Regions from separate parts of the Mus musculus genome. Here regions 1, 2, 3, 4 and 5 are each linked to region 6. The links are chromatin loops, found by intact Hi-C in ENCODE. Cell type or tissue: heart. All regions are shown on one strand. Region 1 holds the start of Dr1 (down-regulator of transcription 1). Region 2 holds the start of Rpl5 (ribosomal protein L5). Region 3 holds the start of Mtf2 (metal response element binding transcription factor 2). Region 4 holds the start of Dipk1a (divergent protein kinase domain 1A). Region 5 holds the start of Pigg (phosphatidylinositol glycan anchor biosynthesis, class G). Region 6 holds the start of Tmed5 (transmembrane p24 trafficking protein 5).

The links. A loop is a pair of places that touch in the nucleus more often than their neighbours do. Peaks named below come from ENCODE experiments on the same cell type or tissue, not always from the same donor. Only the 100,000 strongest peaks of a DNase experiment are listed, where the experiment ranks them.
Region 1: it touches region 6 in a loop (7-fold over the local background); 11 of 42 quality-filtered maps call a loop at or near these places.
Region 2: it touches region 6 in a loop (4-fold over the local background); 6 of 42 quality-filtered maps call a loop at or near these places.
Region 3: it touches region 6 in a loop (5-fold over the local background); 7 of 42 quality-filtered maps call a loop at or near these places.
Region 4: it touches region 6 in a loop (6-fold over the local background); 2 of 42 quality-filtered maps call a loop at or near these places.
Region 5: it touches region 6 in a loop (2.7-fold over the local background); 7 of 42 quality-filtered maps call a loop at or near these places.

The regions. Positions count from the first base shown.
Region 1 is chr5:108,266,788-108,271,787 of GRCm38, reverse strand. It overlaps Dr1 (down-regulator of transcription 1), which reads right to left and starts at 2,891. Exons shown (of 3, transcript NM_026106.4): 1 at 1,979-2,891. The coding sequence starts at 2,198. In heart, no CTCF peak of the experiment used is centred here; DNase peaks (open chromatin) are centred at 2,327 and 2,947; H3K4me3 peaks cover 3,746 bases; H3K27ac peaks cover 2,115 bases.
Region 2 is chr5:107,897,884-107,902,883 of GRCm38, reverse strand. Rpl5 (ribosomal protein L5) reads right to left here and starts at 2,356. Exons shown (of 8, transcript NM_016980.2): 1 at 2,238-2,356; 2 at 945-1,014; 3 at 747-862. The coding sequence starts at 2,240. In heart, a CTCF peak has its summit at 2,400 (motif pointing left); a DNase peak (open chromatin) is centred at 2,343; H3K4me3 peaks cover 2,712 bases; H3K27ac peaks cover 1,500 bases.
Region 3 is chr5:108,062,950-108,067,949 of GRCm38, reverse strand. Mtf2 (metal response element binding transcription factor 2) reads right to left here and starts at 2,276. Exons shown (of 15, transcript NM_013827.3): 1 at 1,985-2,276. The coding sequence starts at 1,989. In heart, a CTCF peak has its summit at 2,255; DNase peaks (open chromatin) are centred at 1,719 and 2,279; H3K4me3 peaks cover 2,279 bases; H3K27ac peaks cover 1,947 bases.
Region 4 is chr5:107,983,562-107,988,561 of GRCm38, reverse strand. It overlaps Dipk1a (divergent protein kinase domain 1A), which reads left to right and starts at 1,485. Exons shown (of 5, transcript NM_026062.4): 1 at 1,485-1,613. The coding sequence starts at 1,560. In heart, a CTCF peak has its summit at 2,231 (motif pointing right); a DNase peak (open chromatin) is centred at 1,521; H3K4me3 peaks cover 2,352 bases; H3K27ac peaks cover 2,033 bases.
Region 5 is chr5:108,309,442-108,314,441 of GRCm38, reverse strand. It overlaps Pigg (phosphatidylinositol glycan anchor biosynthesis, class G), which reads right to left and starts at 1,629. Exons shown (of 13, transcript NM_001310689.2): 1 at 1,364-1,629; 2 at 278-483. The coding sequence starts at 1,517. In heart, a CTCF peak has its summit at 1,875; a DNase peak (open chromatin) is centred at 1,671; H3K4me3 peaks cover 2,229 bases; H3K27ac peaks cover 1,575 bases.
Region 6 is chr5:108,130,425-108,135,424 of GRCm38, reverse strand. Tmed5 (transmembrane p24 trafficking protein 5) reads left to right here and starts at 2,805. Exons shown (of 4, transcript NM_028876.3): 1 at 2,805-3,189. The coding sequence starts at 3,001. Ccdc18 (coiled-coil domain containing 18) reads right to left here and starts at 2,511. Exons shown (of 29, transcript NM_028481.1): 1 at 2,427-2,511; 2 at 1-3. In heart, a CTCF peak has its summit at 2,852; DNase peaks (open chromatin) are centred at 2,764 and 3,344; H3K4me3 peaks cover 2,852 bases; H3K27ac peaks cover 2,091 bases.

The DNA.
Region 1 (5,000 bases), 140 kb before region 6:
AAAAAAAGAAAAACACATTGGCTTCCATTTTTCTTACCACTCAGCAAACCAAACAAGAAGGAAAAAAAAAAAAAAAACCCAGTTTTTTTTGTTTGTTTGTTTTGTTTTTCAAGACAGAGTTACTCTGTATAGCCCTGGCTATCCTGGAACTCACTCTGTAGGCCAGGCTGGCCTCGAACTCAGAAATCCACCTGCCTCTGCCTCCCGAGTGCTGGGATTAAAGGCATGCGCCACCACGCCCAGCTCTAAAAATACCAGTTTTAAGAATTAAGTATGTCGGCTGGAAATATAGCTCTGCAGTGCAGTGCTTACCTAGCACACATAAGTTCAGCACATACACACAAAAGAATCAAATAAGCAACAGGGAACGGTGGTTATATGTCCATAATCCCAGTATTCAAGATACTGCAGGAAGAGACTCTTAAGTTTAAGGCCAGGCTAGGCAACACAGTAGGATCCTATTATCATCTTGCCTTTCCTAACCCTAAAAAAAAAAATTGCTTTTTTTTCTTAGTTATCTACTATGTACTGAAATGGCAGAGTATATGTGTATATAATATGACTATTTATATACATACACACACACACACCATCATGGCTCCACTACCTACTGGGATTGACTTCTGCCATGCTAAGTACTCAGCCTTGAGAGACACCCTCATCACAGCAGGATGTATTTTTAATCTACCATCAGCAGAGGATAAAGGCTCAAAATTAATCAATTGATCTTCTTGTCAATATTGACGGTGTAAAATGGATATGCTCCATACGAATACATGTGCTCTCTATTTGACATTAACAAGAAAGTAAAATTATTTAACACTTAACTTTATAAAAAGGCAATGGTAGAGAACTACCTGCCGAGTATGATTAAATTTGTTCCTTTTAACTTTAAATAAAAGTAATCAAGAAATTGTTCGCATTTCCAATAGATTATTATAAAACAGAAGTGACTGTCTCAAACTGAATGCAACCTTCTCCTAAGAGTTCATGAAAAACCACAGAAAGTACTTCCCAAAATTTGCCAAGAGCACTTTTGTCTCCTTTTCCTGTAACCATCAAAGTCTCCTAGTCTTTTCCAGCATAAGGAAGAAACTGTCGAAACTTTTAGATGTGCTTTTCAATAAAAGATAAATGTATAAACACATCCAAAGGGGACCAGCAGGCGAGAAGGACCGGCAACAGAATGCTGACTAGCGTGTGTCAGGCCCTACGTTCAAGCCCCAGGACTGTCGTTCCCGCCCTGCCCCAGTCATCTTTTACAAATAATCTTCAAAGAACAATCAATAGTTGGAGGGAGTCAAAAAGAAAAAAATGTGGTGCTCGCTTTGGTTACCTGGTGATGACTGTTCCACCTTCTTAGCGATTTTAAAGCAAAAATATACTTCCTTTTTGAAAAGCAATTAACTTTACAACACTTAACACACTCATGTCAATATTTTTTTTTAACTCAATGCTAGGACCCTTGTGCAAGATTGCTAGATGATACACCACTGACCTCCGTCACCAGCCCAAGGGTTTTTCCTACCCCTGTGTTCAAAAATGAATCTTTTCCTCGATACAGGTGAGGGAGAGGTACTCTCTGACTCAACTCATGCTCGAAGTTCTAAAATTTAACTTTCCAAGAGAGAACTTTGAGTTTCCTTTCTCAGTTGTTATTATCCACGTTTAGCTGTGGGCAGTCAATTCTTGTTGTTTTAAGACCTGATTGGAAACTGTACTAGTGAGGGGTTGCGGATGTCTGTTGACCCTAATGTCTGCACTCCTTATTTGCACTAGCCGGATGAAAACAATGTCAGAAGAATGCTACATAGGTGTTTTCTTAAGGTACAAGCTGTCTCTATGCCGTTTTGACTTTTCATTAACTGTGCTTACTAGTGAAGTGGAATGAAGGCTCTGTGACGCCAAGTGGTTACTCTATTAGCTTGACTGTTCCCCTGATCCTTCATCGAAACCAAATCCCACACAAATCGCTTACCTTGTATAACATGCTCTGGTGAAATTGTCTTCTTTTCTGACTTGTTACAAATCTCGTTGGCTTCAGAAGATATAAGGTGAATGAATTCCGTGCAGCAGTTCACTACCAGCTCTCGGGCATCGTTGGCCACCCGGACATTAGGAAGAGTCTCTTTGATCATCTTATTTATAGCAGCTCTGGGGATAGTGAGATCATCGTCGTTGCCAGACGAGGAAGCCATCGTATCTTCCTGTCTTTCAAGCCCCAACTTTTAAACTCCTCGCCTCTGGTCCACCACTCCACGAAGATTTCTCAACAGGCTGTCCCTGGAGAGGGATGTTGGGGTCCGGGAAGCTCAGAGAAGAGAGTGCAGAAACCAGGAAGGAGGGCTGGAGGGCAGGGAACACCCACTGTGTGAGAGATTTTAGTGGGAATATGAAGGAAAGGTCAGGGGGCTGAGGGTTCTAGGGACACCACTCCCAGGGCTGGAGAACCACCCTGCGTGTCGCCTCAAACGGACTGGCGCTGTCGTCTAACCGAACCTAAACGGCACGGGAGCGCACGCAAGACAGAGGAATACCCGCCCGGCCGCGGTCCCGGGCGGACACTGAGCAGGGTCAGCTCTACAGAGCCGGAGCCCCCGAGGACGCCGCCACCAGCAGCGGTTGCAGCCGCCTCGGCCAAACCATCCTTCAGGCACCCGCGCCGCCGCCTCACAACATGTCTGCCGAAGCCGCAGCTGAGCGCACGCCGGCTGCCTGGGAAACCAAGTGGACCGGGCCGAACACTGCGGGAGCCGCAGCGGCCAAGCGTGTGGCCGAGAGCAGGCTGTGCGAGCAGGAGCGGCGCTAACGGTGGTCTCTCTACGGGCCGGGGAAGGAGGTTTGCCGCAAGCTGATCCCGGCACGCTTTGCGCCACCGGAAGTCGAACTCCCCAGGTCCCACCCGCCCTCCTCGATGGATTTCCGTGTGCACGCCCCGCCCCTACCCCCTCCCGGACGGGCGGGAGCCGCGGGGCTTGGCAGCCCGCAGCTTCCGCCTGCCGCTCCCCCACGCACGGCGACCCGGCGTCTCCTCCGTCGGGCCCTGGAGCTCGCTTGCTCTGCGGGCAGAAGGGCCCGCGGAGGGCCACGTGGCAGGGGAGCCCTGGTCCTTACTAAAGAACTTCCTTTTCCTATCTCCTTAGCTGTCGGGATTAGGGCGCGGAGTGAAAAGAGCAGAGTGGGGAGGACAGGCCTTTACAACTACTTCACAGCATTCAGATCAGAGCTCCCTGTTCTCATTTGTGAGAAAGAAATGAAGCCTTCAAAGAAGTGGCTGTCCTCGGTACCACAAGTGGCTAAGTCAGGAAACTGGTAGTCTGATCTAAAGTAATGAAAATGTTTGGCATACCATGAGCTATGGCCCTCTGCATACTTGCTTTTGAAAGGAAGACAAGAAAAAAAAAAGGTTTATCTTATGAGAGTCCGATATCTGCTTCGTTCCAAGTGATTACTAATAACTAGTGCCACGTTCATCACAGAAATCACTTTTTTTTTTTTTTAAGATAAGCTCAGCTGGGCGACAGTGGCTCACGCCTTTAATCCCAGCACTTAGGACACGACACTCAGGCAGGCAAATCAAGTTCCAGGACAGCCAGGGCAATACAGAAAAAACCTGTCTCAACACACGCAAATCCTCACATACTGTCACATTAATTAATAGTGGAAAGTTGTAACTTTTGAAAGGACTAAGCCAGTTAAATCTACGTGCACAGTTTAGTTCATCGTGTTCTTTGTTGATAGACTGGCAGCTGGACTGTGGCAATGCTTTAAGATGTCTGGTTTCCAGGAGACTATCATTGTCAACCATCCCCTCCTACCCACCTTACTAGATGCAGCTTCAGCACTGAGCTAGAACACCAGCCTTGAGTTAATTTTTTCATTCAACATTTTCTCCAAAATGCTTGCTGGGAACTAAATATTCTTCATTATATCAGTGCTAGTAAGTTCAATCTTTGATTATAAAGAACAAGTTTCTTCTTCAAAATAAGTAAATTTTGGTTCAGATGTATAAAGACCTAGATAAAATATTAAAATCTAGATGGAATGTTAAGTCCTAGGTAACTGTTACCTGGTTAGCCTGCCATTTTGTGCTATTACTATATTATAAGCAAACTTTCTCATATGGGAGTCATGTCTACAGAGTGCTTCTGAGTTCTCCCAAGCCACTGTCTAAATTGTTTATACCTGCAACCCCAGCTTTTCTTTATTTTATTTTATTTTATTTTATTTTTGCTTTTTGAGACATGGTTTCTCTGTGTACCCCTGGCTGTCCCGGAACTCTATAAACCAGGCTGGCCTCAAACTCAGAGAGACTTGCCTGCCTCTGCCTCCCAAGTGCTGGGATTAAAGGTCTTGGCCACTGCAAATGAGTTCAACTCCAGGTTTGAAGTACAGTATTTTTAACTTTAAAAGTTCACAAGATTTTAAAGATGAAAAAGAAGTATAAAAACATAAAGGAAAATGTCAGTAAAGACTTTACACATTTAAAGGACTATTGTAAATGAAGTCACATGGGAAAATGGTACAGAGAAATATTTCTGGAAAATCAAACTAGTAGGAGTCAGAAATGGTGGCACCCAGCTGCAATGCCTGCATTGGGGAAGATAAGGAAAGAGGATTGATAACTCAAAGATGGACTCTGGACAGCATAGTACAGCTGCAAACTGTAAGGACATAAATGAAAGAGGTGATATCACTTTGTTAAAAGGTCAAAAAGAAATGATATGTGTCAACAAGAAGCTAATGGGGCAGAATGGGGAAGGAAGGCTTTTCATGTAGTGGTAAAGACTAAAGAAGCAAATGGCAAAACAGCTTGAGAGAGAGGCAAGGGCAGTGAAAAGCTGTAAAAACCTGAAGACACACGTTCAGTGGAAAAGCAACAGCAGAGCAATTGAAAACATATTTTTAAAGGTAAGGCCCAGCATGATGGTACAGGCCTTTAATCCTAGCACTTGGGAGGCAGAGGCAGGTAGATCTCTATGGGTTTAAAAGTTCAAAGC
Region 2 (5,000 bases), 230 kb after region 6:
TAGGACCCCATCTCAAAAAAGGGCACCTTTAATCCTAGCCCTGGGGAGGTAGAGGCAGGCAGAGCTTTAAATTCAAGGCCAGCCTGGTCTACAGGCAACAGCCAAGGTTAACTAAATAAAGATCCACCACCACCAAAGTCAGGTCTCACTTACTTAAAAGTATCTTTTGAGCTAAATTTAACCAAGTCTTAGACACTTCATCCTTAATTATCAGAACACCAGACAACCCCACCTTCAGTTAACAAAGTCACAAAAGGCAAGTGCACCTATCTCCTGACCAGCAAATTTTTATTGTAAAAGCCCTGAATACAGGGACTGCCATTTTTAAAGGGCTTTCAAAGTGGAAGACATTTTTGTGTATTTTAAAACCTATTTCAAACAGTAAATAGAAATAGCTTGTCATGCTGGGATGACAGATGAGCAACCCTGCCTGGCAACAAGAGTCCTACCACCCTATTACCAGCCTTTTTAAATCAGTAAAATGGCACACAAGCCCATAAAGTAAGCACCAGGAGTTAATGCGTGACAGATGAAGGTAATTGGAAGACTATTCATATCAACAGATTTCCCAGTCCTCCTCTCAAATTCCATAATGGAAATTAAGCAAAGCCAGGATTTCCAAACCTTCCCCCCACCCCCACCCCCCCCACCCGCCACTGAAATCTACTAACACAAGAAAATAGTCTCTCCCAAAAGTTAGAGTTGATGCGTCTGACCACACTACTCAAGTCTAGGACATAACTCACCTGGCAGATGATATCTCTGTTAGTTACACGAACTATCATCCTATATTTGGGTGTGTTGTACTTATTCTTGTCCTGGATCACCAATCGTTTTCGAGCATAGTAGTCAGTTTTACCCTCTGCAAGGGGAAAAAAAAATTTAACCAGGGAAGGTTCCACCTTGAAACAGTCTTCAGAAACTAAAACAGAAAAAGTTCATACCTCGCCGCCTTCGAAATCTCACTTGGTATCTTTTAAAGTAGGCCTTATTCTTGACAACTTTCACAAACCCCTTTAAAGGAAAAAAAAAATTATCAGGGCTTTGCTAATTGTTTCGTCCCATGACTTTTTTCTTTTGATACAGGCCAACTATGTAGCCCAACATGACCTAGCATTTGGTAGTTTCTGAGCGCCGAATTAATAGGCAAGAACCACCTGGGTTTTGGTCTGTATTTTTTTATTTAACTATGTAACAAAATCATGCCCAAGTTTCAAAAGCAAATTATTACAAGTGTCAACTTCTATAGCATGTTTCTAAGCTGACCGGAAACAAGAATCGCTGTTGTGCAGTGCTCAACCTTTAATAAGGTTAGTTCCTCATGCTGTGGTGACCCTTCCCCAAACCATAAATCTCGTTGCTGCTTCGTTAATTTAATCTTGTAGTTATTCATCGTTAATACAAATATCTGACAGATGGGTTAAGAACCAGATGGAGAACTGCTGTTGCACTGGTTCTCTTCGCCAAACACACCTAACTAAGCCTCAGAAAACACGTAAAGATGGCTGGGCGGAATAGGGCACCGACCCAAGTCGCTCCATCCACAACTGCAGGCTCCTTACTACAACTTGCAGGTACAAAGACATTTTCGTACTGCCTTTAAACAATCTTTCAATTCCTGTACCACTGATCGATCCCTACGCCAAACCGCCGGGATGTATCACCTACACCGGAGCCAATCTGTGCCGACAACTGCACACCTCACCGAGAAAGTTCAACCACTCGGCGCTCACTTCCTCCCTGCCTAAACCGGGCTCAAATGGCAGAGTACGATCTACAATTACTCCTCGCAAATGAAGAGCTGCACCCCACCTCTCAAGTCCGATCTCAGCAAATCTCTGAAAACAGGGCCAGACTCTGGCCAGGAAGAGCCAGGGGCCGCCACATCCCTTCCGGGACGCAGCAGCGCCACGGCCTCCACTGACAGACACTCCCGGCTTCAGGGCTCTGTGCGAGGCCGAGGGATTCGGGCTTCCGTGGCACGGCCTCCTGACGACCCCGGAGACAACTGCGGCTGGCAGCCGGACTCGGAAGCCTCGTCCCGAGCACCCTCCGCCGCGGCCCCTCCCCCGGCTGGCACCCGGCAGCCATTAGGCCACGCTGGAACGGCGGGCGCAGAGCCGGGAATCGAATGCCATCTGCCCCCCGGGTCGCACGAGCCGACCCCGAGCGGGCATCCGCGAGAGGAGGGGGCACCCCGGTGCACGCACGGGCCTGAGACCCAGATGCCCACTCACCATCCTGCGGAATAGAGACCCGCAACCGCGGCTCCACGCAGACCTGCAGAGTCGGCCGCGCTAAGGGGGAAAAAGACCGGAGTCACGTACGCATGCGCAGTATGTAGCACCACCAGCACGCAAGCGACGTGAGAAAGAGTGGCTGTAGGCCTCAAGATGCGCGGGCTATCGCCCCCTGCCGGTAGGAGGATGAATGTCATCTTCCTCCTCTCAACGAGCATGGAGGATGGGCGATGAGAAAGGGAAATAGAGGCTTTTTGCGAGGACTTTTTTTTTTTTTTTTTTGGGGGGGGGGTGGTTTTTCGAGATAGGGTTTCTCTGTGTGACCCTGGCTGTCCTGGAACTCACTCTGTAGACCAGGCTGGTCTCGAACTCAGAAATCAGCCTGCCTCTGCCTCCCAAGTGCTGGGATTAAAGGCGTGTGCCACCACTACCGGGCAGGAGGACATTTTTAAAAACACGCTCGGCATGCACGCACACACACCACACTTATATAATTATTTTTCTAAGCAGGAGGGGGTAAAAATTAAGTTAAATACATGAATTTGCCTATGCTGAAATCTTGCCTTCTCCATGACTTGACTCACTTCTGGAATATATATTTCGGAATTCCCAGCACACAGGGCCGCCGGGAAGCTCAGCCTCAGAGCCTCAAGTTTGAGTTAGAAGAGACTCTTCTGCCTTTGCATAGCATCTTGACATCTGCTTCAAGCATACTTTTCATTCTCCAGCACTTCTCAGAGTGCTGACCTCCAGTCAATTCTTAGTTACCTGTTACATGGTGAAAACAAAACAAAACCCACTGCACTCTCCTGTTGCCTTTATGCTTCCATTGTCCCCAGAATTCCTGACATTATGAGCGCCGCCTCCTCCATCACTCTTAGTCCCCTTCCTCAAGAAGTTTCTTTTTAGGACTGGGTGTGCAGCTAAGAATTGCAGCCTCAGTACTTAGAAGGGAGAGGAAAAAGAATCAGAAAGTGCAAGGCTAGCCTAGGCTACCTAGTGAATTGGAAGCCAGCCTGGGCTGCCTGAAGGAAAAGAAATGCATACAAACAATTATTTAAACACGTGAAAGAACAGTTATAAGGCTGAGAGCTTTAGAAAGTCTAAAAAAAGTCTGAGAGCCGGGCAGTGGTGGTGCACGACCTGGGAGGCAGAGGCAGGCAGATTTGAGTTTGATGCCAGCCTGGTCTACAAAGTGAGTTCCAGGTCAGCCAGGGCTACACAGAGAAATCCTGTCTCGGAAAACCAAAGTCAATGAGAATGCAATTTGAAAATTGCTTCCCTAGCCGGGCGTGGTGGCGCACGCCTTTAATCCCAGCGCTCGGGAGGCAGAGGCAGGTGGATTTCTGAGTTTAAGGCTAGCCTGGTCTACAGAGTGAGTTCCAGGACAGCCAGGGCTACACAGAGAAACTCTGTCTCAAAAAACAAAACGAAACAAAAAAAAAAAAAAAAAAAAAGAAAAGAAAAGAAAGAAAGAAAAGAAAAAACAAAACAAAGTTGCTTCCCCAAATTCTGTGTACCCAATTATTTTTAGCAATAGCATTTTATGACACTGGTGCTCAGATTTTGGAGGGGCAGTGGGACTCCTTAAAAATATTTGTATTTTTATGGATAGCTCAGCAGGTAAAAGTGATTGCTATACAAACCTGATGTACTGACGTCAGACCCCCGGAACCCTTATGGAAAGCCAGGAATGGAGTATGTACCTGTAATCCCAGCATTCCTGTGGTGAGATTCCAGGTTGAAGCCGAATCCCCTAGAAGTGTGTGGGTCAGCAGCAGCAATCAATAGAAAATGTCCTACAGCTGGATCTCATGTAGGCATTTTTCTCAGTGGAGGCCACCTCCTCTCTAATGATTCAGATCTTGGAGTTTCCCAGCTCCCACAAGGCAGCTCACAACTTTCTGAAACCCCAAAATCTAACACTCACACAGACACACATCTAGGCAGAACACCAAATAAAATAACACATTAAATAAACAGACAAACAAATGATAAAATGCTCATAATAAAATAATAAATAAAACACACATCAAATAAAAATAAATACTTTTTAAAAAAAAGTGTGCTCAGTTATTGTACTAGCTGGTTTTCTGTTTCAACTTGACACAAGTTAGAGTCATCAGAGAGGAGTTGAGAAAATGCCCCCATGAGGTCCAGCTGTAGGGCATTTTCTTGGTTGGTTGTTGATGGAGTAGGGCTCAGCTCATCCTGGGTGGTTCTATCCCTGAGCTGTGGTCCTGGGCTCTAAAAAAAAAAAGCAGCAGAGCAAGCCAGTAAGGAGTACCTCTTCATGGCCTCTGCATCAGCCTCTGTCTCCAAGTTCCTATCCTGACTTCCTTTGTGGAAGTGTAAGCTGAATAAACCCTTTCCTCCCCAAATGGCCTTTTGGTCATGATATTTCATCACAGCAATAGAAACCCTAAGTATGACAACTAGCATGCCTCCCCCAACCCCCGCCATTGGTTCTGATCATAATTATTTTATTTAGAAAGAAAAAAATTGTTTTGGTTACAGGAAATAAAAAATTCAAGCTCTTACAAATCCAGTACAGAAGTTTAAAAATCACTAATGACAGCAGGTAGAGATCATTAGACACACAACACTGACTCCTAGTCAGCTTTGGCTCTTCTTGCTCTTTAGTTCTCCAAGAAAAAGCCTCGGGCGATTCTTCTTTACCAGAATAATCTTCTCCATTGCTAAGTAAAACAAGAGTATTTGTTTACAACGGTGGTTCTCAACCTTCCTAATGTTGTGACT
Region 3 (5,000 bases), 67 kb after region 6:
CTCATTGCTCAAAAATCAAACTGCATACTCTACATGAGCTCTGAACATGTCTATTGTTCAACAACGGTATTTTTAATATTTAAGACCACATATGACACAAAGTCCCCAATATATACTTTTTGAACAAATAAGGAAAAAAAATTCGCCAGGCAATTTTTCAATCCCAGCACTTGGGAGGCAGAGGCAGGTGGATTACTGAGTTCAAGGCCAGCCTGGTCTATACAAAGTGAGTTCCAGGACAGCCAGGGCTATACAGAGAAACCCTGTCTCCAAAAATAAATAAATAAGTAAGTAAATAAATAAATAAATAAATAAGAAAAGGAGAAAACAAAAGGAAAAGAAATCTCCACAGTACACATTTAAATATAGTTGCATACCCAATGATAGTTGCTGATGTGAACTCAAGTAAAGTAATAACAGCCGAGCATGGTAGTGATCTCCATCAGCATTCAGTGTGCAGGTGCAGACAGATCTGTCTTTTCAAGCCAGTCTGGAATACAAAGTGAGTTCCAGGCTGGCCAGAGTTATATAACGAGACCCTGCTTCAAAACTTAAAAAGGAAAAACAAAAAAACAAAAAACAAAAATCCTCCACTTAAAGCATTGTCCAGGGGGCTGGAGAGATGGCTCAGTGGTTAAGAGTGCCGATTGCTCTTCCAGAGGTCCTGAGTTCAATTCCCAGCAACCACATGGTGGCTCACAACCATCTGTAATGGGATCTGATGCCCTCTTCTGATGTGTCTGAAGACAGCAATAGTGTGCTTATATACATTAAATAAAAAAATAAACATTTAAAGTATTATCCAGCATCCTAAAAAGAATCAGTTTTTTTACCCACAATTCTCTCCCAAAAAAGAAATTCCCAAAAGAAAAATTAAAACATAAAGGCTGAAAACAGTCTGCAGAAGTTCCTATGAAGATTACATGGAATCTATTTGAAGGAGAAAGTACTTGCTGCTAGAGAAAACGGAGTCAACCAACCACTAACATATTTCTAGCTCTACTTTGATCTCATGAGGTACTTTTCTATGTCAATTACAGGCTTGTCTGGGTTTTCAAATTCTAACTACTGTTGCATGGTAATATCTTCAACCAAAGTTAAAGGTTTTAAAGAATAAAACAGCATTCCATACCCCTTTTCCTATTGTTCACAATCTCTCGTACCACTCAATAAATCCATCTCTGCCAAAGAAAAAATTAACCACCAAGGACTGCAGATTGTAAATCACAGTTAAGAGTTCTGGCACTATGGAAATGTGTTAAGAAATCCTGGAAAATTTTGGTTAAACCCCTTAGTGCCGTAAGTAACTAAGTTGTAATGATGAATACAAATTATCAGGGCAAGAAATTTTAATTGAACGGAAGAAATGCCTCCAAATAAAAGCTATCTCTTCCCCGTATCAATTCACCTATCACTTCTTCTCTTTAAGCTTCCAGGGCTTGCTTTCCAGGGTATTTTCCTCATCCTCGTACGCTAGCTATCTAGCCCACCACTAGATTCCCCTACCACAATTCCACACAATTCCAGCACCCTCTGGTTCCAAACTGCTACTTTCCTTAGCACCCCTTAAAGTGCCAGTCAGCCCCTCTACTAGGCTCCCCGCATTCTGACGGCTCCTCCCCTCGGTTCCCCACCCCCTCATCACCAGGTTCATCCTGCCCCTCCAACCGTCTCCCGCCCCCAGGTTCCTTCCTGCCCTCCAAACACAGCTTCCCTGTCTCAACGTTTTATCTAATTCCACCAACTGACTCCCGAGCGGGGCGCCCCGCTCCTTCCCCCAGTCCCTATTTTTACCAACATCTCACTGACTACCCCTCCCGATCCATTCTTTCAACATATGCATCAATGCAAAAACACCCCCACACAGGACTCCCTTGCCCAAAGCGGAGCCTCCATCTTTCCCCTTTCTTTTGCTTCCTTTCTTTCGTCTCTCCTCATCCCAACCTCCTCCCAAAGAGTCGGTTCCCAGGCCAAGGTCTCTCACCTCATTCGGTCACTTAAGTGGTGCCAACCGCTTCATACAGGAAAATAGAAGCAATCTCGTTCCCGTGGGCGCTCCCCCGCGAGTCCGGGCACTCCCTGGGCACCCGCCCCAGCGGGAGCCCTGCGCACACGCACACACACACCGAGTTCCTTGGGGACGAGGGTTAGGAAGGAGAATGTGCGTGCTCACACCGGCCTCAAACACAGACCACTTCGCAACAGCCCTTCGCCATTTTGGTTTCCCGCGGACTAGCGGTGCATTCTGGGAGCGCGGAGCTACTCCGGGGCCGAATGGCAGCTCTCCAGAGCCGCAGAGGGGCGGGGCCTGCGCGGCGAGCGCGGAGGAACACCGCGCCCTGCGTCCCGGACCAGCGCTGAACAAAGAGGGACTCTTTAACGTCGCGGTGGAATTAAGTCCTCTTGCTGCCGGTGCAGACACAATAGTGAGCGCAGCGCTTCCCGACGCTGATGCTTGCCTTACTAGGTCTTTTAAAAAGAGAGATCGTGTCCAGTCTTTCGTGCGGTCTTTTTTAATGCCCTCAGAAATAGGATATTGCTCAGTACATCTTGATGGGGTGATTTCCTTTCTGAAGAAAGGAAATTATTAACTGGAAAAAATACTTTTCTTTTACCTTCACCTAGAGGCCTGCTGTTATAATCCCCTTAAGTGGGGAGGAGACCCTGGATGGCAAATTTCGTTCAATGAATACTATCCAAATCCAAACTTATCTGGAATCTGTAATGGGAGATTTTCACTTTTTTTTCCTCTGACGATGAACGAGATTTTTTTTTCCCTGTTTACCTGCTTTGTGACCTTTCCTAATTGTAGTGAAATTTGAGCATACCCTCCTGCAAAGCAGTTGATTGAAGGAACACACAACTTTCATACTATTGCAGGCTTTTATATGAGGCCCAGCTGATAAATGGAATGCATGCTTATATCTTTGACTTATATTTGAATGCAACCCAGCACTTATAGAAACACCTGTAATACGTTTCTATTTTGTGAAAATATTTTCAGAGTCATATACTTTTTATCACAGATTATGTCACAGAGGCAGTACTGAATTTTCTCTCTGAAGAAATACCTCTTATGATCTAAATTCCTTTCACTCATATTTCAAGAGTTCCCTTTAAGCTGGGCGGTGGTGGCGCACGCCTTTGATCCTAGCACTTGAGAGGCAGAGGCAGGCAGATTTCTGAATTCAAGGCCAGCCTGGTCTACAGAGTGAGTTCCAGGACAGCCAGGGCTATACAGAGAAACCCTGTCTCGAAAAACAAAACAAAACAAAACAAAAAAGAGTTCCCTTTACCTAGGTTCTGAAAAATCTGGCAAATAGGCATATTCATATTATACTACATTTTTTTTTCTTTTTTGAAGACAGAGTCTATCTATTATATAGCTCTGGTTGTCCTGGAACTCATTGTGTAGACCAGGCTTGCCTCAAGCTCACAGAGATCTTCCTGTCTCTGCCTCCTCAGTACTGGGATTAAAAGGCCTGAGCCACCATGGCTAGCTTTGTATTATACAGTATATTTTATTCAGTACATTATATCAATCTGTGTCTCTCCCTCTTTCTCTCTCTCTCTGTCTCTCTCTCTCTCTCATGTGTCTCTGTATCTGACTCTCTCACACACACACTGTCTCTCTCTGTCTCTCACACACACACACTCTCTCTGTCTCTCTCACACACACACACTCTCTCTGTCTCTGTCTCTCTCTCTCTCTCACACACACACACACACTCTCTCTCTCTGTCTCTGTCTCTCTGTCTCTGTCTCTCTCTCTCTCACACACACACACACACACACACACACTCTCTTGTCTCTGTCTCTCTCTCTCTCTCACACACACACACACACACACTCTGTCTCTGTCTCTGTCTCTCTCTCTCTCTCTCTCTCTCTCTCTCACACACACACACACACACACACACACAGTAGTTAAGAGCTCTTGAGTACCTGTGTTCAATTCCCAGCACCCACATGACAGATCACAGTGTCTTTAGCTCTAATTCTAAGAGGCAAAACAGCATAGTACATAAAATAAAAATAGGTAAGTCTTTTAAAAGAGGTTGGAGAGATGGCTCAGTGGTTAAGAGCACTGACTGCTCTTCCAGAGGTCCTGAGTTCAATTCCCAGCAACCACACAATGGGTCATAAACTGTAATGGGATCCGATGCCCTCTTCTGGTGTGTCTGAAGAGAAGGACTCTCTTATACATATACATAAAATAAGTAAATATAAATCTTGAAAACAAACTATACATCAGGTGGGTGCCATAATTTAAAACTCGATACAAGGAAACATAATCTGCTTTACACTTTCTGACCTAAACTTTGGCACCTTTGGTCACAAAAAGTGATCTAATACTTTGTAAATTAAAGAACTCTAAGACACCTTTTTTCTGTTTGTTTGTTTGTTTGTTTGTTTGTTTGTTTGTTTGTTGAGATGGGTATAGCTCTGGCTGTCCTGGAACTCACTCTGTAGACCAGGCTGACCTCAGGCTCAGAGATCCTCCTGACTCTGCCTCCCAAGTGCTGGGATCAAAGGCGTGCGCCACCACCTGTGCTTGACACCTCTTTAATTTTTTTCCTATGTAGACATGAGTGATTGGTTTTGTACCACAGTACATGGACTGAGTTGCATATTTTACATACCCAAACAGACCTGGCCTGCAGATTCTCCCAGCATCCCTCAGTCCCTGTCATTCTCTCCCCCAACCCTGAACTTTTCAGCACAGGGGCTGCTGGGCTGCCCTTCCCCCAGAGGCTCTTCCTTATAAAAGTCAGACATTTTGGTCTCTCTCTCTCTCTCTCTCTCTCTCTCTCTCTCTCTCTCTGTACCTCCTCTTCTCTTTCTCAAGAGCACCCTTTTTCTCTTTTTTCCCCCACCCCCATGGTGACATCCTTGGCCTCCTTCTTTAGGGCCAGTGAACTCACTCTCTGGAGAGCAGTTTCCCAATAAACCTGCCTAATCTGACTTGAATTGGCTCATTTCACCAGTAGCAGCAGATG
Region 4 (5,000 bases), 150 kb after region 6:
TGCCCTCTTTTGGCTTTTATAAGCAATCACACAAATATGGCAGACATACACATATAAATAATAAAATCTTAAAAAAAAAAAAAAAAAGGGCTGGTGAGATGGCTCAGCAGGTAAGAGCACCCGACTGCTCTTCCGAAGGTCCGGAGTTCAAATCTGAGCAACCACATGGTGGCTCACAACCATCCGTAACGAGATCTGACTCCCTCTTCTGAAGTGTCTGAAGACAGCTACAGTGTACTTACATATAATAAGTAATAAATAAATCTTTAAAAAAACAAAAAACAAAAAAACAACTAAAGGAAACCGGTAGGATCCGTCCTTTCCTCCTTCTTCCTTCCCTCCCTTTGTCTGTCTTTGTCTTAAGTAGCTCCGGTTGGCCAAGTGCTGGAATTACAGGCATGAGTCACCATGCCCAGCTCATATTTACTTTTACTTTAGAAATTACTGAAGTCATTTAATTAAAAGTGAAAGTCAGTGGCTCATGCACTTCTTTGCGAGTAACAAAATATTATCCAGGTTAAAGACCTGTTTCCAGAAACTGAAAGCACTAGAAACATAAAGTACGGCATAGCAAGGGAAAAAAATGAAGTAGGACCTGCATCTCCCTGCATTGAAGTCACTCAGATCAATAGCTGTACTCCTCCCAGGGTGGCCCCTTCTCCCTTATTTGGCCATCAGTGTCAACAGAAGAAAGCAACGCCTTGAGGTGTATAGCCTTAACTGAGCTGCTCTGCTATATCCTAGAAGGTCTCCTGCCTTCACTGTATTTATCCGGCATTTATTTATTTAATTATGTATTTAACGTGTGAATCATGATTCTGTGGTAGAGGCAAGAAAACTCTGAGGCTGTTTTGCAAACAATGCAAACTTCAAAAAGTCGAAATGGTAAAAAAGAAAGAAAAAGAAATAAAAGAAAAAAATTGCATTAAATTTAAGGTACGCAAAGAGGCGAAGTGTCTGGAAGGCCACGCAGAACTGAGCGGGAAGGAGTCCCTTCCTCCCCTAGATAGCGGTGGTCGCGTCTCCGGAGAGCCTCCTTTCCCTGGAGAGGATCTATGAGTTAGTTGGTCGCCTAGGATGCAGCTCTAAGCATCCACAGAATTTCCGTGCAATCCGCTCGCACAGGTCCAGAGCGCGGACGGCGGGACTCCGCGCGTGAAGCCGCAAGCCTCACAGTGAAGTGGGCGCTCCACGGAGCCCACGTTTTGCGCACCCCCGTGCTGCTCGCACCCGCCTCGGCCGTACCCCTCCCCCGTCCGCGCCTCCCCTTTAAGCACGGAGGCGCAGGCGGATTTGTGTCGGCGGACGCGAGGCTCGACTCCCCTTTATGGCGGAGCCCCGCGCCCGCGCCTTGACGACCGCCGCGGCTGGCGGTGGGGGTGGGGTTCTGCGCGCGGAGCCGGCCTCCGCTACCCGCCGCCCTCGCCGCAGCGCGGCCCCGGGGAGCGCGCGCCGGGGGCGGGCCGTGGGCGGGCCGGCGGGGCAGGGGCGGGGAGGCCGGCGGGCGGCCGCGCTCGGGTCCGCCTCCGACTGCGGCGCGGCGGGGCGATGTGAGTGCCATGGCGAGGAGTCTCTGCGCGGGGGCCTGGCTGAGGAAACCCCATTACCTCCAGGTAGGCCGGCCGCGGCCCCGCCACGCGCCCTCCGCTCCGCGCCACGCGGGACTCAGCGCCCCGTCCTCCCTCCGTGCGCGCCCCGCCGCCTCCTGCGGACCGGCACCTGGCGGCGCGCCCTCCCAGCCCTGGTCCCGCTCCTCGGGCGCCGCCCCAGCCCTGAGCCCCTCTGAGTCCCGGCCCCGGACGCGCCGCGGTCCCTCCTCTGCGTGCTCTCCCGCTTTCCCCAAGGGCCCCCCCTCGACCTGCCATTCCTGACTCTGTGTCTGGGGTAGGAAAGGGTGGTGTGTCATTCCTCCATGCTCCACAGAATCGTGACCGATTGTCATACCAGTGGTTCCCCAAGTCCCAGCCAGTAGCTGTGCCTCGTGCAGATCCCCTGGGTTTGGTGTTCTCATCACATCTCTGGTTTAAATGGGAGGGAGGAGTAGGCAAGCTCGATCGAGGCGATGCTTTTGCAAAAAGGGGATGGTGACCGTTGTACGGCTCTTCACTCAGCCCGCCAGCAGTGCGAACGCAATTCACAGTCACGTCGTGTGTACTGTTGCCGTGTTAATTTTTCATGATTTTCTGTTCCGCTGTCAGTAGGCTTTAGAACCCTCCTGCTGCTTTGGTGCACTGTTTGGTCACCAGGGGGACCTAGTAGACGTCGTGAGTAGCTGAGCACAAATCCATAGCTCGGATGGAAAAACAACTACAAATCAATGCCTCACACATTGGCAGTATTGTTATATGTCTCTAGAGGACACTGCTTACATTAAAAGGCCTGACGACATGGGACGTGTATTTAGGTCAGTTGTTGGTGTGCTTCTTATGAGTATGGAAAAAAAAGAAAAAGTTGAGGAGAAACCGTTACTGTCCAAATAAATCTTATATTTTAATTTGAAATTTGCAAGTGTAAGTCATTACATCGAAACGAGAGAAACCCAGATTGAGAGACTGACTTGACAACTCATGGTTTTAAGGGTGTAAAACTGAATGTTTGTAGCAGCGCCACCAGAAATAGTTGTGCCTTGAGTACCAGTATTAGAACCTAGTCTAGCATTCCACCCCTCCAGGTTAAAGTATTTGGGCATGTTTAAAATCTTTGAACTTAAACTACTTAGCTTTCTATTATTAATTTTTGGAGTTGGTAGAGCTTTAGGCTTTAGTTTTGGCTTTAAATGTTTTCCACAGATGTGAATGCAATCTTTGGCGCTATAACTGTACAAAGGTTTTCTGATGTGGTTAAGGTTAGAAATTAAGAGTTCTGGATTCAATCCCCGACACCACGCAAACAAAATTAGTTTTACAAATAGTTATGCTTACATTAATGACAAACACTTAGTGTGTTTCTTACTTTTCTGAATTTGCATCGTTATCAATGATGAAATTAGGGTAAGCTTGCTAGTGGGCTAATATTAAGATTATTAATTTTTAAAAATGTTTAAACTATTTAAATACCAGCACTTGGGAATCAGGCCTCTGAGTTTGAGGCCAGCATAGTCTACATAACAAGTTCGAGATTAGTGACGACTACATAGAGAAATTTTGTCTCAAAAAAATTTAAAGGTAAACTTAAGATTTAAAGGACAAGTTCTCATGTGACACAGATTGACTTAGAACTCTCGAGGTAGCTAAGGATAACCTTGAATTTCTGATCCTCTTGCTTTTAAGAGCTTGTGATTGCAAGGGTATGAATGAATGGCACAGTTGAGAGTCCAGTGTTTTCCCCAGGAGCTTCCTCCCATCGAAATCTCCAAATAGGCCAGGGAGTCCCAGGAATCCCCCTGTCTCCACTTAGTCAGGTCTGAGATTGCAAGGATGTGCAAATCTGGACGCCAAGTGCTTGGAGAGCAAGACCTTTACAGACTGAGCTAACTCTGTAGCCGCCTCCTCTTCCTCTTCCTCCTCCTCCTCCCCCTCCTCCTCTTCCTCCTCCTCCTCCTCCTTCTTCTTCTTCATAGATCATGCTTAGCATTAACTTAGTATTAGCTAAATTTGATTTGTCATGGAGAGGGTTTCTTGTGCACTGTCTTTTGGCAAAAGAAAATAAAAAAACTTTAACAGCCTGTGTATGTTAGAACACACACACACACACACACACACACACACACACACACACACTTTTTGAGACCAAGTCCCAGTCTTGCACAGGCTGGCCTTGAATTCCCAATCTTCCTGTTTCTGATCTTCCTGTTTCTACCTCCCTAGTGCAGGGTTTACAAGTGTGCCCAGTATACAGTGCTTCAGGGAAACTAGTTCTTACACTTTGTTTTGAGGGAATACAGATACCCGTTTTGAGGGGGTTTTGTTTTTACTTTTGTGTTCTTTTGAGATAAGGTCTTGCTATGTATTGTGCTGGCTGGCTTGTACTGGATATGTATATAGGTTAACCTCAGACTCATGGTGGACCCTCTGTCATAGCCTCTCAAGTGCTGGGATAACAGGCATGCCCAGCCACACCTGCAGATACCTGATGTCAATAATATTTCTGATAAGGTACATTTGTGTTGTTGGTTTTTCGTGACAGGGTTTTTCTGTAGCTCTGGCTGTCCTGGAACTCACTTTGTAGACCAGGCTGGCATTGAACTCAGAAGTCCACCTGCTTCTGCCTCCCAAGTGCTGGGACTAAAGCACGCGTCACCTCGCCCTCCAGGTACATTTTAAGTTACAGTGAGGCTGTAACCATTCAACAGGTATGGGAGATGCTCTTACCTTGTGGGTAGGGAAACAGCAAGGTAGATTTATTTCCAAGAGGAGGGGAAGATAAATGGCCTGGAAAGTTTTTGAAACCAGTTTTATATCCTTGGCAGTTGTTCTTGTTTGTCTCAACTGGGTGGGGCCAAAGGTCACTTATGTCCTTATTTAGCCCTTAGAGAGTTTAAGTTTCTTTTTCCCTATTTTTTCCTTAGTATTTTTTTCTCTAAATTTTTTTCATACAATATATTTTGATCATATTCCCACCCCACCCCCAGCTTCTCTCGACCTCTCTGTCCACCCAACTTAACGTTCTCTCTCTTTCAAAAAGCCCTCACAAAAACAAAGATTAAAACAAACAAAAATAAGACAAAAAAGCCAAAACAAACTAAACAAGCAAAACAAAATGAAGACATTTTTTATTTTATGTGTATGAATGTTTTGCCTGCCTGTGTATGTGTGACATGTTTATGTGCATGCTGCCTGTGGCGGATAGGAGAGCACACCATATCCACTGAAACTGGAGTTAACATGTGGTTGTGAGCCACTATGAGGATGCTGGGAACTGAACCTGGGTCTTTTTTTCAAGAGCAGTGAGTCCTTATAACCCAGGAGCTATGTCTACCCCCTCCCCCATAATTTAGAGGGGGAAACTTAATAATTTGACTTGCTTGTCAAGGACCTTTCCTCACAGAATTCCCATCAACC
Region 5 (5,000 bases), 180 kb before region 6:
CCACAAAGGAGGATACCTCCTGGACTACGGTGGCCTGGAAAATCTGGTTCTAAATCCCTCCCCCTTTCCATGAGGGATGAACTTCAGCTACTTAACAAGGGGTAAAAAGATTACCTTATTATGGGATTTCCTCAGCACCCCACTGCCCAGCAACACTGACAACACTGAAATATTTCCCATGTTATTAAAACAGGGTCTCCAAGTCGGTTAAATAATCGCTCTAAACCTTCAAAAGAGCCAAGTCATGATTCATAAAATTTAACCAAGTTAAATTTACCTTGATTCGAGGCATAGTAACTGTGGGTGGCTTTGCCTCAGCCACAAAGCTATGAGATGCTCCTTTTTCTACCAGATACGTTGTGTAGGGCATATACTTCACACCTTTCGACCCAAACACAAAATCATCTCTTAATGCATCTATCAACACAATAACCACTTTACTGAAGAGAGGTGGTGGCAGCTTGGTCCAGTTCGAACGGACTCCTAAAAGTATTTAGAAAAGGGGAAATTAAATTTTAAACTCCATTCAGCACTCCATTGCCTTCAATGTCTTTTTCCTTTGTTCTTCTAGCACACATCAAATCTATTTCAACCTGAAAGAAGGCCCATTTTGGGTAGCCAGTGTTGTGTTAATTTTCTAAGAAACCAAACAAGACAACTGTGAAGGTTCCTTCAAGGGTTGTAACCAGCCTGCAGGTGACTACCAAGAAGGGCATCTCCTGGCTAGGCTGGACAGTATGTTAACAATGAGTAGGTATCCCAGGAATGTGTAGTGCACTACTCTTAGCAAGGTGAAGAGTCCAGGACAGGGCCACTTCTACCTAAGAGACATACAGTTGGAAACTGTGCCTCCCTGAGCTTGCCCTAAAGCCTAGTCTTGCAGGCAGTGAACCTATGGGTTTACATGTCCAGTGGCTGTGATTATATGGACCTGTTTCACTGCAGCGGAGTGGGTATCAGGTGTTTATTTCTGTGTTGGTGAGGCTACTAGGGTGCTAATGCAGAGAGGCCCTAAGCACTGAGGGCCGGGAGGTCTTCTGGGGGAGAGTTGTAGAAAACTGGAGGAGATCTGAAGAAACATCACCTGTTATGCCCTATGGGTCCAAAACTGGAAACCTAAATTGGTAGTGATTGAAAGGATTATTAGGAAAAGGGGTACGAATCACTGAACAGCGGCAAACAAGACGCAAAGTCGGAGTTACTCTGGGAATCCTCTGATTATCACATAGGTCGACATGGGGCGGGAGGCTGCGAATGCCTCGAAGGTGTATGATACACAAACAACACTAAAACAATACAAATTGTTTCCGTGGTGGGGCAGAATGAAAGCGGGAACCACCGAGATGGGGGCGGGGGGCTATACCTGCTACGGGTTCGGGCGCTGGGGTCTCTGCATCGTGCTCTGGTCTAGCAGAGGAACGAACAGGAGCTGGGAAGAATCCCCGAATAAATATCGCGACCCCGATCACCTCAATCGCTACGCAGCTGGCAGCGAAGGCCCCGGAGCCCAGCCGCATTCTGCCCTGCCGCTGGGCCGGTCGGCCCGAAACTTAGTGTAACAGCGGGCGTTGCAAACCCGCACCCAGAGCCCACACCCGGACTGTCAAGAGCTCCCTCCCAGCCTGCCTCGCCAGCCCCAGCGCACAGGAAGTACGTCAGAGTGGCGAGTGCCCGCGGTCGCTCCCTGACGACGTTCCCCGCGGACCGGCCCCGGGGTGATTCTCCCGGGAGTCCCTGCCTCCTCCCGAACCCAAAGGTCCACGGAATCCCCGGCTGATCCATTCGGGAGCCTCGCTTCCGGTGCCACCGAGAGTCCCCGCACCTGCCCCGCCATCTCAGGATTCCAAGTTTGTGCGCCTTGAGCCAGGCGCATCTAGCGCTGCCCAGTGTCGGTGCAGTATTTAGCTGCTGGTGTTTCTGGTGTATTATTAGTCCTACTCACTTCCTCCTGGTGTTATGGCCCCAGTTTTCTGACAGGACGACTCTGACAGACTCGGGTCTGGGGCAAGCCTGCAGATTAAGCGATCCTGATGCGATTGGCAATCAGTGAGTGTGCTCCCCTTCTTTGGAAAGCTGTCCTCTGGAAGGAACCTCTAAACCGTAGGGGGCCACGTGTTTGGTAGGCAAGGTCTTTCCGCTCTAGATGCGGGAATTTTCCCGGGCTCATGCAATGAGACAGAAGCCGGTCTTTGAACAGAGTCCACCCCAGCCTTGTCTTCCTTTGTGCACACTCATTCTCCTTGCGGACCTTGCTTCTGTAAGTCAAAAGACCCAAACCCCTTCTCACGAACTCTGTTTTTCTAGGAAGCCAAGAACAAGATAGAGGTTTTGCTGCTGTTAAGTTGTATGAATTCCTTAATATCTTGGATAGCAACCTTTATATTTGATTTGTAAGCTAAATTTTCATCTAGTTCATGTTTTTTTTTTTTCAGTTTACCATAATCACACGTACTTTTTTTTTTTTTTGGTGGTAATTCTCTGTGAATTTGGTGTTATATGTTTAAGGGGGAAAAAAAGCATCAGTTTTGGTGAAGTTTCTTCTCACCTTTTTCTTATAGGAGTTTTATAGCTTCAGATATTAAATTTTAGTGGTTAACCCATTTTTACTTGATATTTCTGTATGTATAAAGGAAGGGTCCAGTTCCATTCTTCTGCATGTTTACCCAACATGAGTGGTGTTAAAAATATTATGTCATGGATCTCTGTGACTTCCAGGCAAGTTCCAGGACAGCAGCTACATAGAGAAACCCTGTCTGGGGGAGGGGGGAAGGGAATAAAAATAAACAAACAAATAAATTGTGTGTGTGTGTGTGTAGCCTTTGAATTTATCAGTGATTAGTTAATGACATAGTTTATTAATTAGGTGTTTTTATGACAATACCACACTGTCTTATTAAATCAAAATATCAGTAAGACAGTACCACAGGAATATACATGCATGTGCACATAAAATATCAGTAAAGTACATGTAGCAAGTCCTGACAAATGAACGTAGAAATAGGAAATAGAAGAACACTGTTTAGACACTTTAATATCCTAGTGTTGATAATGGACAGAACAACTAAGCAGAAGAGAAAAACAAAACAAAACACAGAAGACACGAACTCTATTGTCCCGCTAGACTACCAACTGCAGTGTGTACATTATTCCTCATTTCACATAAACATGAACTTCTATGAACAAAAGTTCCTGAAAGAATACCACCTTACACTTAACTTCCTACAAGAATGATTAACCAATTAAAACTTCAGACTATATAGTTTGAAGTGTTACATGTTGTCTTAGGGTTTCTATTGCTGTTATAAAACACCATGACCAAAACATCTTTGGGAGCAAAAGGCTTATTTGGCTTAAATATCCTGGGTCACAGTTTGTCTTAGTCAATGTTCTATTGCTGTGAAGAGACACCATGACCACAACTCTTATAAAAGGAAAACATTTAATTGGGGTTGCCTTACATTCAGAGGTTTAGTCCACTATCCTCTTCTCAGATCCTTGACTCTAGCTTGTGTCAAGTTGAGGAAAAAACAAAAACAAAGCCCAACCAGGATAATTGACCCTTGACAACTTGGTATGCAAATAAATTATTCAACTCTGTTCCTTTATTTTTTTTATCCCTAAGATCTCATATAATACTAATAATATATGACATAAGTAACTTTAAAACTCAGGGGTTTTATTTATTTTTAAGATTTATTTTATGTATGTGAATGCACTGTCACTCTCTTCAGACAGATCAGAAGAGGGTATCAGTTGTGAGCCACCATGTGGTTGCTGGGAATTGAACTCAGGACCTCTGGAAGAGCAATCAGTGCTCTTAACTACAGCCATCTCTCCAGTCCCAAACTCATGCAGTTTTAACGTTCCATCTCTTAAAATATATTCAAAGTCTCTCAACTGTGCACTCCTGTAAAATCAAAATTAAGTTATATACTTTCTTACTCCAAGAGGAAAGAATCAGGAAACAGTCATAATAAAATGAGAAGAAACCCTAAGTCCGAAAGTACAACTCAAAAACTTGACTTCATACTCTTCTGAGCTCCAAAAGGCTCCATTTCTCTAGTTCTGCCATTCATAGCACACAGCATGTATGGCAGACTCAGGCTGGCTCTGCTCTCTCTCTCTCTCTCTCTCTCTCTCTCTCTCTCTCTCTCTCTCTCTCTGTGTGTGTGTGTGTGTGTGTTTGTGTGTGTGTGTGTGTATGTGTCTGTCTGTCTGTCTGTCTCTTATCTCTCTCTCTCACCTCCATCATCCTTCCCTGAACCAGGGATTCTATGGTTCTCTGGTCCATCTGGAAACAGCTCTCAGAAGGGAAGCCCGCACAGGGCAGGAACTCTGGATCCCAGGTCTCACCTGCTAATGCCAGTGGCAAGGGCAGCAGTAGCTACAGGGCCAACAAGGGTGTGAGCCCAGCCTGCCAAGCAGGCCTAAGGTTCAGCGATGGTCTCTTCAGGAAGGAAAATTCTTCCCCAGAGTGTTACAATACAGTAAAACAGCCACTCAGACTGTTCTTAGTGAAATAACTTATGCCCTTTACTTAATGTGTATAGGGACTTTATAAACATTGAGGAGTAGGGTGGGATCCAGGGGAAGATGCTTACCATTGGCTCAGCTTGAAGTGGTAGTGATGCTCTATTAGCACGGGGAGAGCTTCAGGTGTTTTCCTTACTTGACTGATTGATGCATTCTCAGTGGGGTTACTCGTTCTAGAGCAGGTTTTAGCAGGGATCTCATCCCATGCCTGCAGTACTCAATTCTGAGTTTCATGGGGTTTGGGCTTGCTCAACTTTATCAGTCCTTCTGTCTGGTGGCACAATCCATTTGACCCACACTCCCCCTTCTTGGGTTTTTAAGACAGGGTTTCACTGTGTCCTAACTGTCCTGCAGTTGACTTTGTAGACCAGGCTGTCCTCAAACTCACCGTGATTCACCTGTCTCCGCCTCTTGAATGCTGGGATTAAAGGCATTTGCCACTACCACTTGGCTGGTATCTCTTATAT
Region 6 (5,000 bases):
TTCCTTAACAAAAAATAGAAAGAAACTTCTTGGAGTTAGCCTGAAGATTTTATGGTATAAATTAAAATAATCTCACAGCAATAAAATTGAAAAACCTGTGCTTGGCACCAAGACTGAGAACCGAGGGTGCTCCTCAGGACCAACAGATCAGGGTAGAGGAGAGGCTCCCACAGGTTGTCCATTGCCTTCCACAGTCATGACACTCATCACACACAGACACACACAAATGAATGGATGCAATTTTTTCGTAGAAGATGAATTTGCTCAAAGTCACACAATTTTAGAGGATCAATCTGAGATTTGAATCAAGGTATAGTTTTCTAATTAACTTCAATATGAGATGTTAAAACTTAACTTTAGAAGCCCTGGATATCTGATGTTACAACAATCTTCTGTCGGGCGTGGTGGCCCATGCCTTTAATCCCAGCACTCAGGAGGCAGAGGCAAGTGGATTTCTGAGTTCGAGGCCAGCCTGGTCTACAGAGTGAGTTCCAGGACAGCCAGGGGTATACAGAGAAACCCTGTCTCAAAAAAGAACAAAACAAAACAAAACAAAACAAAAATCTTCCATAAATTCTTAAAAGCTATTATTACCAGGTAAGTTATCTCCTCCCATTCACAGTGGTTGTAAAATTTAACAACACTCGCGAGTCATAATCACAGATCAAAATGACATGTAGAGAGTGGATATGGTTACCATTCCTTTAATCCTAGCACTTGGGAAGTAGAGGCAAGTGGGTCTCTGTGAGCGCAAAGCCAACCTGGCCTGTATAGTATGACATGGTCTCAAAAAAATACAAAACAAAACAAAAATGACAGTTAGCAGTTCAACTCATAGAACTACATGCAGTGAACTGTTTGCTGCACCAACCTGTGAGCATGAAACTAAGTTTCTTGGCCATAAAAGAAAGATCATGGGGCTGGTGAGATGGCTCAGCAGGTAAGAGCACCTGACTGCTCTTCCAAAGGTCCAGAGTTCAAATCACAGCAACCACATGGTGGCTCACAACCATCCGTAACGAGATCTGACTCCCTCTTCTGGAATGTCAGAAGACAGCTACAGTGTACTTACATATAATAAATAATAAATAAATCTTAAAAAAAAAAAAAAGAAAAAAAAAAGAAAGATCATGATGGGCTGGAGAGATGGCTCTGGGTTTAAAGGCATTGCTCTTTCAAAGGGTTGCCACTGATATTCTCAGCCCCCACATGGTAGCTTACAATGGTCTGTAACTCGAGTTTCAGAGGATCCCAAACACCCACAGACACAGAGTAAAATTAATATTCTTGAAATCACAGTAAAGGATGCTTTATTATTGTAATTACTAAAATAAAAACTAAAAAGTTTTAGAATTTCCACTCCTACTATAGAACTTTCTGCATAATCTTACAATTTCACTTCTCTCTCATATTCCATTTAATTTTTTTTTCACTGTAGCACCTCTTTCATTGCCTTTCTTAAAATTTGGGTTACAGATATTATTAATTCCCACCTATTATGTTCAAGAGTGTAATGCACTTAGGAAAACTCAATTATTTTGAACGGATAAATGAATAAACTGCCTTCTCCCTCCCTCACTCAGGTAAAAACGGTCCTGGTACATTAATTTCCCACGCAAAATTTCTCAGGAGTAGGGTGGATTGGAAAAAAAAACAAAAACAAAAAAACACCTCGCACCTTATTGGAAAAAGTTGAGGCCTAAAATTAAACGAGATATTTTGTAGATGTAAATGTTTCTACCCTTTTCTACCCTGTTTCTGGTTTTCTTTTTAACAAATTTGCTTCTGCATAAGCTGGAAGACTTCCCCAGTCAGTGGCTCAGGAATCCATGCTACTTCACATCTATGCAACATCTCTAGCTTCGTACAGAATAATGGAGGAGAGAAAAGAAGAAACTTGAGACTAGAAAATGCTGATCAGTACTGTAGGACACCATTTAAGTCAGGCTTTTACGTTCAGCAACTTGTGCATTTTCACGTAAGAATTTTCTAGCCGTTCAGAATTGGATACGTCTGGTATTTAAACATCCTCATTTTCCTACGTTTACCTGTAGTATGTGTACGTAGAAAGGCTTATCATCTTACCTATAGGGCGGCCCTGACAACCGTATCTTCAAGTCTAGTGAAAAATGAGTTCTCACACACGCACACTCATCGAGCGAAGGACAAGCACTTTACACTCTATAAAATCCTGTGACAGGACTTTCCGCTTGAGAAAGAGTACATGGTTTTATACAGTATTTTATTTCAAGAAAGAGGTCCTCCATCTGCCTGTAGGGAGTAGAGCAAAGTCTGGCAGCCTCCTTTCCGATTCTGCCTCAAATAAAAGAAAACGCCTCACAAGCAGGCCAGGCGCAGGTCGACTGTCCCAAGAGAAAACAAACCCCTCGGGAAAGCCCTTTTCCAGCCAGGAGGCGTTTGCTCACCACCCAGATCGCAGGCGGGGTTAGCGTCCCCAGACCACGGCGCACCGCGAGCCTCCTCTGCGCTCGGAAGCCTGGGACACTCTCGCAGCCCACGACATGGAAGCCTCTGACTCTCGATGAGGAGAACCAGCGAACCTCCGAGGCGCCGAGTTCGAACCGCCGCGGCAGCCGTTGGGACCCGCCTCCCGGGCCCCGACCCCGCCCACCACGCGGGGCTCTGCGAACGGGAGCGGGGCGCAGGGCATGCCGGGAAATGAGTCTGGAAGCGCGGATGAGCGGCGTGCCGTGGTCACCTCGGACTACATTTCCCGTCGTTACCCCCGCCAACGTTGATTGGCGTGTGTGAGGGAAGCCGAAACCGACAAGTCTGGTGTGAAGGAAGGATGCGAAACCCAGAAGGCAGCCGAAAGGGGACGCTGGCCCCGCCCTCGCCCGGCCCAGTGGAAGGCAGTGCTTCCACCTTCCAAGAGAGTGAGGCTCGCCGCTGCCTGAAGTTCCCTCAGATCGGGATTTCAAATCGGAGACACCAGTATCCCGCACCTCCCTACACGCGTCCAGGCAGAGATCGACAGGGATGGGCGGCAGGATGTGGCTGCCATTCCCCGTGCTGCTCCTGTCCGCTCTGCCCGCAGCGTTGCTGCGCGGGGCGGCCGGCTTCACACCCTCTTTGGACAGTGATTTTACCTTCACGCTGCCGGCCGGCCGGAAGGAGTGTTTCTACCAGCCCATGCCCCTGAAGGCATCGTTGGAGATCGAATACCAAGTAAGTGCGGAAGTGGGCTAGCCTTCCTTGGGCCGGGCCGCACCACATGGTCGCCTCTCACCTACTTGGAAAAGGTGGGACAGCGACCGAGGTGAATCCGAGGAGGGTCTCCTGGGAAACTGGCCTGCTTGGCGCAGGCGTACTTAAGCGGGGCTCCTGGGAGCCTGGAACTCACAAGTTTGGCCAGTCCTAAAATTGACACCTACCCTCTCTCTTCCCTTTCCTCTGGTCGGAAAGAGGCCAGCACTGGTGACGTCAATGGCGTTACTCTTTGTTTCTTAATTCCCCCAAGCCATTTCAAGCTAGTTTACATACCCTACAGTTCTGAGAAGTTCGCTGTAAGGGGTTGATACACGTTCTTCTTTATTATTGGACGAAGTGATAACACTTGTTTGACTCACTCTCACCACTTTCACCAAATCCCGATATTATAAAATCGGCACGATGTTTTGAATTGTGGCTGGGCAGTGGTGGCACACGCCTCTAACCCCAGCATTCCCGTGGCAGAGGCAAGTGGATCTCTGAACAGTCAAGGCTGCATAGTGAAACCCAGTCTTGGGAGTATTGAATTGTGTCCATGCGAAGATCTCTAAGTCAGATTTTGAAATGTGTTGAAATGGACTGTTGCTGTATTTAGTGGTACATTGTCATCCCGGGTGTACATCCATCACTTTGAAATCAAATAAGATAATAGTGTATGACCTTTCTTCCATTGAACTTTGTCAGCTTTCTTCCCGTGTCATTGTTTTCTTTTTAGTATCAGCAGAATACGCTTATTATTAAATCTTTTTTTAATTCTTATGTAAAACTTTTATATGTGGAGCCTTTGGGATTATTTATAGATGTTTACAGTAATTACAGGAAGTATCTAAAGTCATAATATACAAAAATCTCAGCACAACTAAGGTTACAGCTTAATATTTCTTGATTTCCACTTGTGAACAAAAGTTTAGCATTTACTGAACAATTAATGTATGCAAGGAATTGTTCCAGGAGGAGGAACAAACTGAGAAAAACCTGGTTCTCAGGAGTTTGGGGGTTCATAGGCAGGCTTTGTTTGGGCTTGATGGGTTTGGTAGGCTGTGGTTGGATGGATGGTTGGTTGCTCTGGTTTTTGTGACAAGGTTTCAACTATGTATCCAATGGCATTGAATTCAGTATTTAGCCCAGGCTAGCCTCCGATCTCACAGGAGTCCTTCTCTAAGTCGTGTCCTCCCCCCCCACCCAGGACTGGTATTACAGCATGAACCATCACATCCTACAGGCAATTTGAATAAAGCATGATTTTTGGTTTTCAGAGAATAGGATTGTTGGAGAAAATAAAAATAAATCTGAAAATGAGTTAAGAATGCAAGGAATGAGGCCAGTTTTAGAAAAGGGAAGAATTGACTAGACATTGTGATTGTAGGATGTATAGTTTAAGTGTTCCGAGGCATACTATAAGTACTGGGGTTTTATTAGCTTTGAAGACTGTCAGGTCTTAGGGTAGGAGTAGCAAAGGAAGAAAATAGACCACACATCGAGGCAACGCAGAAGGGACCATAAATGTGTTTTGTGATGAATACCTTTTCCCTTATTTTTTGCAAGGCCATGTAAGATTAAGCAGATAGGTAGGTAGACTGTGAAAGGCAGATTTAAAGGAAGTAAAACTAGGCACAGGGAAACCAGCTATGGGTTTAGTGAAAGAATCTAGGTAAGAAAAGAAATTTTATTCATCAGAACTTTCCTTGCAAGCAAGCATGGTACTGTATGCTGATAATTCTAAATACTCAGGAGGCTAAGAGAGGAAGATGACAAGGTAAGGCTAGCCT